Linked DNA regions of Homo sapiens: all the other regions are linked to region 2. A link is an interaction called in ENCODE POLR2A ChIA-PET data of the cell type or tissue named here. Cell type or tissue: B cell. All regions are shown on one strand. Region 1 has its middle 36 kb from the start of NPEPPS. Region 2 has its middle 15 kb from the start of TBX21. Region 3 overlaps SP2-DT (SP2 divergent transcript).

Evidence for each region. Peaks named below come from ENCODE experiments on the same cell type or tissue, not always from the same donor. Only the 100,000 strongest peaks of a DNase experiment are listed, where the experiment ranks them.
Region 1: POLR2A ChIA-PET joins it to region 2 with 7 read pairs; 2 of 35 experiments call an interaction of 5 or more read pairs at or near these places.
Region 3: POLR2A ChIA-PET joins it to region 2 with 8 read pairs; 5 of 35 experiments call an interaction of 5 or more read pairs at or near these places.

What each region holds. Positions count from the first base shown.
Region 1 is chr17:47,493,022-47,497,021 of GRCh38, forward strand. No RefSeq gene overlaps it. Among named protein-coding and RNA genes, the nearest start is that of NPEPPS, 36 kb to the right of the region's middle. RefSeq lists an enhancer at 1-43. In B cell, no CTCF peak of the experiment used is centred here; no DNase peak of the experiment used is centred here; H3K4me3 peaks cover 188 bases; H3K27ac peaks cover 448 bases.
Region 2 is chr17:47,715,939-47,719,938 of GRCh38, forward strand. No RefSeq gene overlaps it. Among named protein-coding and RNA genes, the nearest start is that of TBX21, 15 kb to the right of the region's middle. In B cell, no CTCF peak of the experiment used is centred here; DNase peaks (open chromatin) are centred at 373 and 1,593.
Region 3 is chr17:47,887,955-47,891,954 of GRCh38, forward strand. It overlaps SP2-DT (SP2 divergent transcript), which reads right to left. Exons shown (of 3, transcript NR_135480.1): 3 at 3,275-3,627. Among named protein-coding and RNA genes, the nearest start is that of SP2-DT, 5.9 kb to the right of the region's middle. RefSeq lists a silencer at 2,078-2,247. In B cell, CTCF peaks have their summits at 2,170 (motif pointing left) and 2,371; a DNase peak (open chromatin) is centred at 2,157.

The sequences.
Region 1 (4,000 bases), 220 kb before region 2:
CCAGGAGGCAGAGGTTGCAGTGAGCCGAGATCGCGCCACTGACTCCAGCCAGAGCTAGACTCCGTCTAAAAAAAAAAAATTAGTCGTAGGGTGGAACGCACGGTTGTCATGCGCCAGCAAGAGAGCGCCGGGCTTGGTGGCAGGCGGCTGTAGTCTGAGCTACTTGGGAGGCTAAGGCAGGAGACTCCCTCGAACACAGGAGGCGGAGGCTGCAGTGATCCGAGATCCCGCCACTGCACTCCAGCCTCGGTGACAGAGAAAGACTTTGTCTCAAAAAAAAAAAAAGAGATTGACTACTATCTTCTACTATGTTTACTAAAGCAGAAGACACGTGAATTGACAAAAACATTTGTGATTTGTCATTTCGGAAAAGAGTCACAGAGCAATTACGTAATTTACTTAAGGTTAGATAGGTGATAACTGGCAGAACCGAGATTCGAATCTAAGCAGCCTAATTCCAGAACCCATGCAGGTAACTGCTACGTGCTGCTTCATGTTGAGTTGTTAAAGGATTCGTGATGTTGGGATCACCCTGGTAAATTCAGTAGCGTAAACGTTGCTGAAAGGCAGACACTTTCCACACTTAGCCGTTGGTTATTATTCTGCCAATTACAGCTTACAGAGTTCTTATCTACAATATTTTGCAATAAGTTAGGAGCTACAGGCTGTACATACAAGAAATTTCAGGCTGAAGTGGAATTGCTACAAAGGTCGAAGCAAAGTGCTGGGGACTATCAGAGGAACTGAAAGATTGCTTTTGGGTTTGGAGATCACGTGTTGTTGTTGTTGTTTTTGGAGACGGAGTCTCACTCTGTCACCCAGGCTGGAGTGCGGTGGCACAATCTCGGCTCACTGCAACCTCTGCCTCCCAGGTTCAAGCGATTCTCCTGCCTCAGCCTCCAGAGTAACTGGGATTACAGGTGCACGCTGCCATGCCCGGCTAATTTTTTCTAGTTTAGTAGAGACGAGGTTTCACCGTGTTGCCCAGGCTGGTCTCCAACTCCTGAGCTCCGGCAATCCGCCCACCTCGGCCTCCCAAAGTGCAAGGATTACAGGCGTTTTTTAAAGCTTGACTTCGCAGCTATATCGTACATTCTTCTGTGGTAAGTATTTCCCTACAAGTTCCAGCCACAGTATTGAACCTATAGCACGACACATTAATAGTGTCATGAAATTAGTGCTGTATGTATGTGTTGAAGAGTATGTGGGGTCGTGTGGGGTGGCTCACACTTGTAATCCCAGCACTTGGAGAGGCGGAAGTGGGTTAGATCCCTCGAGCCCAGGAGTTCGAGACCAGCCTGCCCAACATGGCAAAACCCTATCTCTACAAAAAATTAAAAAATTAGGCCAGGTGCGGTGGCTCACACCTGTAATCCCTGCACTTTGGGAGGCCGAGGCAGGCGAATCACGAGGTCAGGAGATTGAGACCATCCTGGCTAACATGGTGAAACCCCGTCTCTACTAAAAATACAAAAAAATTAGCCGGGCATGGTGGCAGACGCCTGTAGTCCCAGCTACTCCAGAGGCTGAGACAGGAGAATGGAGTGAACCTGGGAGGCGGAGCTTGCAGTGAGCCGAGATTGTGCCACTGAACTCCAGCCTGAGCGACAGAGCAAGACTCCGTCTCAAAAAAAAAAAAAAAAAAATAGCTGGGCATGGTGGCCCCAGCTACTGGGGAGGCTGAGGTGGGAGGATGGCTTCAGTCCAGGAGGCAGAGGTTGCAGTAAGCCAAGATCCCACCACTGCACTCCAGCCTGGGCAACAGAGCTATTCAGTGCCTATAGAAGCATAGGGAAACAAGAAAAAAGAAAAAAATAGAATATATGTTATTAAGCATTTAAATAAGCTATATCTGATTATTTAACAGACTCCTGTCCATCTACTCTAATCCCTACAAAATAAAACATGATTTTTTTTTTCTCTTGAGACAGTTTCACTCGTCAGCCAGGATGGAATGCAATAGCGCAATCTTGGCTCGCTGCAACCTCCATCTCTCGGGTTCAAGCGATTCTCCTGCCTCAGTCTCCCGAGTAGCTGGGATTACAGGTGCCTGCCACTATGCCTGGCTAATTTTTGTATTTTTAGTAGAGATAGGGTTTCACCACATCGCCAGGCTGATCTCTAATTCCTGACCTCAGGTGATCCATCTGCCTCGGCCTCCCAGAGTTCTGGGATTACAGGCGTGAGCCACCGCGCCTGGCCAAGATTATTGATTAATGCAGAACATTAATATAATTTATCTTAGATTACTTCCTCCACCATTGAGTTTTATGTTAGCCTCACACAGTAGCCAACACATCCCACATCATCTCTGCCCACCCTCTGATCAGTTTCTCAGTTAATACAAACTTGTTCCATATCAGCCTGGATGAAATAATGATAGGGGAGTCAATATCATTTAATTGCTTAGAGATGAGCTATAAGTGAGTTTTGTTGTTGTTTGATGAGCTACTGTTTTGGAAAATTCATATCTTCCTACCTCATCAGCTTCATGGAAAATTGGGAGCTAGCCAGGCACAGTGGCTCACGTGTGTAATCCTAGCACTTTGGGAGGCTGAGGCAGGCAGATCACCTGAGGTCAGGAGCTCAAGACCAGCCTGACCAACATGGAGAAACCCCGTCTCTACTAAAAATACAAAAAATTAGCCGGGCATGGTAGCGGACGCCTGTAATCCCAGCTCCTCGGAAGGCTGAAGCAGGAGAATTGCTTGAACCCGGGAGGTGGAGGTTGCGGTGAGCCGAGATCATGCCATTGCACTCTAGCCTGGGCAACAAGAGCAAAACTCAGTCCCCCCGCCCAAAAAAAAAAAAAAGAGAGAGAGAGAGAAGAAAATTGGGAGCTGTCTGCTAGAGAAGTAACACCAAAAGGATATTTCTTTTCTTTTTTTTTTTTTTTTTTTGAGATGAAGTTTCGCTTTGTTGCCCAGGCTGGCGTACAGTGGGACGATCTTGGCTCACTGCAACGTCGGCCTCCAGGTTCAAGTGATTCTCCTACCTCAGCCTCCGAAGTAGCTGGGATTACAGGTGCCCGCCACCAAGCCTGGCTAATTTTTTCTATTTTTAGTAAAGATGGGGTTTCACCGTGTTGGTCAGGCTGGTGTCGAACTCCTGACCTCAGGTGATCCACCTGCCTCGTCTTCCTAAAGTGCTGGGATTACAGGCATGAGCCACCATACCCAGCCAAAAAGGGTATTTCTTAATCCTACAATCTTCGTAGTTCACATTTCAGAAAAAGCAAGATAAAAAGATCTTGTCACGATGATGGGAGCAAGAGAAGAGAACTCATTGTGCAAGTAGAGGAAGGAATCGATTGTTAGGGGCTCAGTCTTGCAAAGAACACTCTTGCACATAGTAGACACTCCAATATTTATTTATACAATAAGCAGATGTGAAGAATTCCAGTTGAAATATGATGAGGCAGGCCGGGCGCGGTGGCTCATGCCTGTAATCCCAGCACTTTGGGTGGCCAAGGCGGGTGGATCACGAGGTCAGGAGATCGAGACCATCCTGGCTAACACGGAAACCCCATCTCTACTGAAAATACAAAAAATTAGCCGGGCGCGGTGGCAGGCGCCTGTAGTCCCAGCTACTAGGGAGGCTGAGGCAGGAGAATGGCATGAACCCAGGAGGCGGAGCTTGCAGTGAGCGGAGATCTGGCCACTGCGCTCCAGCCTGGGCGACAAAGCGACACTCCATCTCAAAAAAAAAAAAAAAGAAGGAAAGAAATATAATGAGGCAGAAGGAAAAGTTGATTTCCTGTTTTTCCCAGTGAAGTGGGTTACTGGAATCCCTTGTTGTCCTATTGAAATTTCTAAATGGAGCCCGAAGAGGGCTGGGTGTGGTGGCTCACGCCTCTAATCCCAGCACTTTTGGAGGCTGAGGCAGGCGGATTGCTTGAGGCCAGGAGTTCGAGACCAGCCTAGCCAACATGGTGAAACCCCATCTCTACTAAAATTACGAAAATTAGCTGGGCATGGTGGCATGAGCCTGTAGTCCCAGC
Region 2 (4,000 bases):
CTCCAGAGATGCTATTTTAGGGGGAGAAAATATATGCAGCGCAGGGGGCAGGGGTGGGGGAGCAGGCTCTCCATGGGGTCAGCTGGGCTACTGCTGCCCTCCTAGGCATCTTCTTTGGCCCTGGGACACCTAAGCACTTCCTTCCTCTCTGGGAAAGTCTTCTTGTTCCCTTGAGTGTGAGGGTGGAAAGAACGAGCCAGGAGATTTGGAGCTGGCCTCTTGGTACCCTGTGAGGGTCCCTGGGGCCTCAGACCTAGGGGGAAGTTTCTATTTCCGTTGCTTCCTTGGAAGGTGGGTGTGGAGGGCAGACTGTGAGGCAGGCACGGAGCCCGGTTCAGCAGGCCTGAGTACTTCTTGCACCCAACTCCACACTTAGGCACTCTGCGCAGATCCTCCCTTAGTGTCAAGCAGGGGGAGTGAAATTTGGTGTTAGAGGAGGCCAGGGCGAAAGGCGCATCCAGGCCAGCCGAGCTTCCACAGGTGGTTGGACCCCTCCCAATGGGGAGGCTGACCTGCTCCTTGGCCCAAGGAGGCTGGGTGGAGATTGCTATTAGATAGAACCCTTGCTTGGCATGAAGGGAAATTCTTGCACCCCAGTTCAACCCTCTGAAGGGCCCTGACTCATTTTGGGATGAAGGCTCCAATGCCCTGTGGGTTTCTGTGGTGGCTGGGGACAGGGGTGGGCAGGGAGGGTAGGGGATGAACAAAGACTTTTGTTTTCTTTTTTGGAGCTGGGTTGTTTCTCCACCTGATCCAGCTTCACCTGAAGGAGAGCATTGGCTGGAGTGGGAAGAAGACCCAACTTCCAGCCTGGGAGGTGCTGGGCACTGGCTGCAGTAGAAGGAACCTTCGGTTAAACTTTAGGAAGAACTTCCTGCGGACACATTTCCAAAGAAGAACTGAGGGATCCTGTCCCCTGGATGTTCCCCACAGCAGATCCCTAGAGGGATCTGGGAGCTTGGCCTGGCCTTGGGAACAGAGGCAGAGAGATGAACAGAGAGACCCACTGCGGGTGGGGAGTGGGTGGCAGAAGGCTCCAGGCAGGAGGGATGAGGGTGGGTCCAGGCGTGAGAACACACATGTCCCCAGGCCACAGCCTGCGTTGAGGGATCTGAGGTGGAAGAGTACAGGGAGGAAAGGCTACCTCTCCGCACCTCCTCTCACCTGTCCTGTCTTCCTGCTTTTCTTCTTCTGGCCTTATGGGCCAGGGCAGAGAGGGGGTGGGAAGAAACGGCTCTGGTCCTTCTACCCGTTCCTCCCTTGAGCAAGAGGCCTGCAGGACTTCTTGGTGGGGAGACTGAGATGAAACCTCATTTGGAGCCTCAAAGGTCAATGCAACAGTGGAGCCAAGTCCCCTGGGGTAGAGCAGCTGGAGGCAGCCAATGAGGCGAGAGGCAGGGGACCATGTCACTTTGAAGGGATGCCCATGCCAGGCCTCCAGCCCAGAGGTGAGAAGGTGGCCAGGCTGACTGAATAATGATCTTGCCCCTCCCCTTTCATGGGGCCCTTGGCCTTGTGGGTGTTGCAGGAGCCGAACTCTCCCTTCTCCCCACAGACAGCAAAAGCACACTGTGGATGGGAGGTGAGGGGGAGGATCAGGAGATGGTGTGAAAGAAATAGTTCACCCCTGCATGGGTGAGGGGGAAGGGAGAGGACAGTGCCCCCTGGTGCTGGCCTCTGTGTGTGCCCAGCACACACACACAACTCACATGAGGGATCAGAGAGCCCTATGCCCACCTGGACACTCCACTCCTTCCCAGACTGGCAAATGGTTGTGCCTGAGGACAGAAGCAGTGCAGAGGTGAGACTTCGCACAGGGTCTCAGGACTCCCTGCGTCCTCTGAGCTCAGAGGTGTGTGTCTCTGATCTCAGGTGCTGCCCTAGTCCCCCACAGTGGGCACAGGTGGGTCTCCTTCCCACGGATGGTCAAGCAGTTGCATTGTCACCACACCACCCTCCAGACTCACCCTGTCACATCACCCCAGATACACAAAGCACACGGACCGACCCAGTTCCATGCTCATCCCTTCCCCACCTACCAGGCTTCCAGGGACACCCACGTGCAGGGACACACTCCTCCCAACACACACAGCCAGGATCACAGTGCCACACAGGTGTGTCCCACGTGCCACAGGAACCGAGGAATAGTGCACACTAACACATGCATGGAAATCCCACACCCATATGCAGACGCGTACACTCCTGGCTCTGAAGCTGACCTCATTATCCAGTGGTGTGCTGGCAAATGTTTAACAACCAGCTCTCCAATGTAAGCTACCTCAGCACTGAGCACTGGGAAGAGATACTCATAATTGGCTCTTGAGAGCTGGCATGAGCCAGCTCCAGCCCACCACTCCATTATCCTTCATAGAAATCACATGATAAAACTTAAAACGCAGCTGGGCAGCCCCAAGGAGGGCTGCACCTGGGCAGCAGTGACTCATCAGGGCAGCTTTTTTCCCCGTGGGAGTGCCTCCCCTTCCCTAGCTTCACGCACCTCCCCACTCCTGTCTGGACCCCACTTCCTGCCCCTCTCATTCCTCCTCCTTCCTCTCTGTCACTCAGGGCTGTGAGCTGTGGCTGGTACTCAGGCACATCTCGTTCATCCTTTCTCTCTCTGCCATGGCTGAGGCCACCAGGTGTGGAGGGTGACAGGCTCATTCCTAATTCTAGTAGGCTTCCTGGAGGAAGAGGACACGGCAATGCCATATGTTACCAAAATGCTGTAGCTGTCTGTGCCTGGGCTGCCACTGACCTGTATCCACATCCTTGAGCCAAGTCCATTCCTCTTTACTTTCTTCTTCTGTCTGGTCATGAGGACAAGGGGTCTGGTTTACACTGAAAATTGTGAGAAGGGGAGGGAATTCTCAGCTTGCAGGGTAGCGAAGGAAGCCGTTTAGAGCCTGTTCTGAGAGTGAGCACCTCTGGTTCTAGCCGCACTCTGTGAACACTGTGCGGTTTCTCAGTGCTTCTGTTCCTCAGTGGACTAGGTGGTTTAATTTCCATCACGGCTCTGACATTTTGGCATTCTATATTTCTGAGATTACTCCAAACTCCACTCAGCAGGAAGCTTCCCTTAGAGCTAATCTTGATCTCTTTCCCTGTAGCTCATGAGGGAGGTGACAGATGTGGTTCGGGAGTATACCTGGGGGACTCAGGGGCCTCTGCTCTTGGTTGTGACTCCTAGATTATTCCTGCCAGGCACACATGTAATGGGGCAGGGGCAGAGAGAGAAGGAGAGAGAGAGGAGGGAATAAGGAAGGAAGAGAAAGGAAAGGAAGAAAAGAGGGAAGGAAAGAAAAATGAAAGAGGGAAAGAGAAAGGAAGTGAAATGATATGAAAGAAGAAAGGAGGGGAAATGAAGGAAAACAAAAGAGAAAAGCAAAGCAAAAGGGCTCATCGTGGATGCAGAAAGCAGCCAGCCTTGCCAGTAAAGTAGCCAGGGGTACATGGAGGGGATACAGAAGGCTGTTTCTGGTTGTTGCAAACCCTGTCTGTGTGAATCTGTAAAGTGGGTGCAGTTCTGGGTCTTGCTGAGCCTTGGGCTGGGTCGTGCTAGGGCAGAGTGCTCTGGGCAGGGGCTGGGGTCCGGGAGTCAGCCCACTCCTCTGCCCAGGGCCTCCTGCCACTGCTTTGCTGCTCCTTCTGAAAACAACTGAAACCGCAAAATTGGCTTGTGGTCGGGTGACTATCAGTCACTGCTATTCAGCTTGGCTTCCTAGGATGACTAAGGGGGTTAAAAGTCCCTCCCATTAGCCCCCCAGATTTTCAGGGGAGTCAGAGGCCAAGACAGAACATTGTTTTCTTTGGAGGCTTTTGCTAGGGTCTGAGTTCCCAAGTGGCAGGGCCTGCGCGCACTGTGTCTCGCAATGTCTGTGGGTTCAGGAGCTGGGGGGTCACCAAGGTGGAGGTAGCAGTATCCCTGGGCTTGCACACCCAGCAGCTTGGAGTGGGGAGGGGTTGGGGTGGAGGACGCCTGGGTCATCAAAAGAGTCTCCTT
Region 3 (4,000 bases), 170 kb after region 2:
AACCTGGGAGGCAGAGGTTGCAGTGAGCCAAGATGGTGCCACTGCACTCCAGCCTGGGTGACAGAGCAAGACTCCATCTCAAAAAGAAAAAAAAAAAGAAAAAGAAAACATTTTTCTTTATTTATGGTAGAGATTTAGTAGCATTTTTAGTAGAGGCGGGGTTTTATCATGTTGTCCAGGCTGGTCTCAAACTCCTGACCTCAGGTGATCCGCCCACCTTGGCCTCCCAAAGTGCTGGGATTACAGGTATGAGCCACTGGGCCCAGCCATTTGTTTTCTTTGAGACAGGATCTTGCTCTCTCTCCCAGGCTGGAGTGCAGTGGTTCGATCTCAGCTCACTGCAACTTCTGCCCCCCAGGCTCAAGTGATCTTCCCACCTTAGCCTCCTGAGTAACTGGGAACACAGGCATGCACCACCATGCCCAGCTAATTTTTTTTTGTATTTTTAGTAGAGACAGTGTCTCACCATATTGCCCAGGCTGGTCTCAAACTCCTGAGCTCGAGCCATCCGCCCGCCTCAGCCTCCCAAAGTGCTGGTGGGACTGCAGGCATGAGTCACCACGCCCAGCATAAGTGCATGTGGATGTAGACAAAAGGAACGAGAGAGGGCTGCTCCACAAATTCTGCTGTCACTAATGGACTGGACGACCTCAGCCAACTCCATCACATTCTCAGAGCCTAGGTTTCCCCAGCCATAAAATATGGGGTTAATTGTCCCTTCTAGGGAATCTAGGGGGGTTAATTGGGCAATGGCTCTGAAGTGTCTAGGAGAAGGAGATCTATAAATATAAGGGATCATTAGCGGGCATTTCACAGCCATTTTGTGGGCCCCAGTGTTATTATTAATATGATTATTGTTATTGTTATCGCCCCCATGGCCCACTTCCCGAGTCTCTCCCAGCCAGGTCAGTGCTTTCAGGTGACAAGTGCTGCTCCTGAGCCCAGCCCTGGTCCTTCTGAACCCACACCCTCCACACTCAGGGTCTCTGGGGAACCCTCAGGAGACTAGCAATGGGACTGAGATGTGGTTTTGACATAAGTGAGGGCCTAGGAGGGAGACGGGCAGAGGGAGAGAGGGCAGTGCCTCGCCAGGGACATTCTCAGCCTCCCTTTGTCCCTGGGGACAATTCTAGTCTGCAGTGGGCAGCTGGGACTTACGAGAAGCAGACTGGGCACCACATGGAGCTGTGGTCAATGGGGTCGGGAAAGGTGGGGAGCAGGGGAGTGCAGGGGAGGGGCAGAGGCAGAGAGAAGATGCTGCTACCCGGGGAGGTAAGAGGAGCTGGTTGGTAGGAAACCAATTCCTTGAAGAGGCAAATGTGTGTGTTTGTTTGTTTTTGTTTTCAGACAGGGAGACAGGGTTTTGCTTTGTCACCCAGGGCAGAGTGCAGTGTCGCAAACACAGCTCACTACAGCCTCAAATTCCTAGGCTCAAGGGATCCTCCTGCCTCAGCCTCCCAAGTAGCTGGGACTACAGTTGAGAGCCACCAAGCCTGGCTAATTTTTAAATTTTTTTGTAGAGATGGGGGTCTCCTTAAGTTGTCCAGGCTAGTCTCTAACTCCTGGGCTCAAGAAGCAATCCTCCTGCCCTAGGCCTCCCCAAGTACTGGGATTACAGGCATGAGCCACCATGCCCGGCCCAAATGGCTTTTTTTTTGTTGTTTTGTCTTTTTTTTTTTTTTTTTTGAGATGAAGTCCCACTCTGTCGCCCAGGCTGGAGTGCAGTGGCAAGATCTTGGCTCACTGCAACCTCCGCCTCCCAGATTCAAGCGATTCTCCTACCTCAGCCTCCCAAGTAGCTGGGACTACAGGCATGCACCACCACGACTGGCTAATTTTTGTATTTTTAGCAGAGATGGGGTATCGCCATGTTGGCCAGGCCGGTCTTGAATTCCTGACCTCAGGTGATCCACCCACCTTGGCCTCTCAAATTGCTGGGATTACAGGGGTAAGCCACTGCACCCGGGCCCAAATGGCTCTTTTTAAGGAGTCTCTTTGTAGAGGCTGGAACCCACTCTCAGTCTCCGAATGAAGCAGGCCCCATTCCTGGGGAATAGCAGGCACTCAATAGCTGCTTGTTAAACTGCATCTCCCTGTCCGCCCTGTGTTACTGTAAGGTGAACGCTGGGCAGCTGCTTTGGAAATGCCTTGGGCGCCCCCTGGTGGTGACACACAAAGGCTGAGGAGGCACCCCTGCCTTCCACCTTAAAGGGCTCCTTTTACCTGGGGCCCTGCCCTTTCTTCCTGAGGCTCCACAGATCCCACCCCAGGGAGACTGGGGGTAGAAAGAAGGAGCAAAGAAGGAAGAACCCTGTGGGGAAGGATGAGTGGAATGTCCTTGCTGGAAGATTCCATGGCAGTTGGTGGGGAGCCATCGGCCTGGACAGGGGAACCAGGGGCAGAGGAAGTTGACGAGTTAGGGCAGGGGTCAGGAGTGGCATCCCCGGCAGTGAAGACAGAGATGTGTCTGTATGTGTGCACCAGGGGTGTGGTGTAACAGGGAGATACATCTTATAGCCTCTGTCAATGTTTCATGTTCACAGAAGACTGAGGAAACCTAGATCCCTGAAATCATTGATGGACCCTAGGAGGAAAAAAAAAATTACCCAAATTCATCCAAGCTAGGTGTTTGTCCCATCAGATATTTTTGTGGGTCTGCATATGAGAGAGTCCGGGTTAGAAGTCTGCAACTCTGGGCCGGGAGAAGTCGCTCACGCCTCTAATCCCAGCACTTTGGGAGGTCGAGGCGGGTGGATCACCTGAGGTCAGGAGTTCGAGACAAGCCTGGCGAAAATGGTGAAACCCTGCCTCTACTAAAAATACAAAAATTAGCTGGGCTTGGTGATGCGCACCTGTAAACCCAGCTACTCAGGAGGCTGAGGCAAGAGAATTGGTTGAACCTGGGAGGCGGAGGTTGCAGTGAGCCGAGATCGCATCATTGTACTCCAGCCTGGGCGACAGAGCAAGACACTACCTCAAAAAAAAAAAAAAAAAAGAAGAAGTCTGCAATTTTGATTTCCCCATAAGTAGAAAGGGAAGAGATGAGAAAATAGAAAATCATAGGAGGGGAAAAGGGGAGAAGCAGAGGTTACTGGGAAATCCTTAAGGCAAAACAAGCAGTCTTTAGAAGGCTGGGTCGGCTGTAACTCTTCAAAGGTAAACACCAACAATAAAGCTTGGGTTGTAGCTATGAGTGAGGACCAACAGAGAGTCAAGGGGGCTGGCCTGATATTCTTCTAGTTTCTGGACCAACAGCACCAGTTATGCCACGTGGTTTCATAGGAGGCTCCAGGAGGGATCTGAAGCTTTTTTTTTTTTTAATTATACTTTAAGTTCTAGGGTACACGTGCACAACATGCAGATTTGTTACATAGGTATACATGTGCCATGTTGGTTTGCTGCACCCATCAACTTGTCATTTACATTAGGTATTTCCCCTAATGCTATCCCTCCCCCAGCCCTCCACCCCCCCGACAGACAGCCCTGGTATGTGATGTTCCCTGCCCAGATCTGAGCTTCTTGAGAGCAGAGGCTGTAGTTCCACATCCTTCCCTCCAGGACCCTCCCTCAGCATCCTGGGGGAGAGATGTTCACTGTCTGGTACTGACGGATTAGATGAGGACAACCCTGTGCAAAAAAGGACAAAGAGAATGTCAGGAAGCAGGAAAAGCACAGGAAAGTGAAGAAAGAAGGGGATTCAGAGGTAGACATGGAAGGAGAAGTAAAGTGGAAGTGGAAGAAGCTGGGCCTGAAAGAGAAGGGGTAAGTCCCTGAGAAGTGTTAAAAGGATATAGTCATTCGGTCAGTCAGTAAACATTTACTGTGCACCTACTATAATCAAGCAGTGTGCTGGGAATGGAAGGTGCCATGGTAGACAAGACAAGCATGGGGTTTTTAGTGGTGGAGAATGTGTAGCTTTGCAAGTTAGAAATGGAGAGAAAGTGACAATGTAGAGTAGAAAGAAACTGAAAGCAGTTGGAGACAAAAGGGAAATATCACT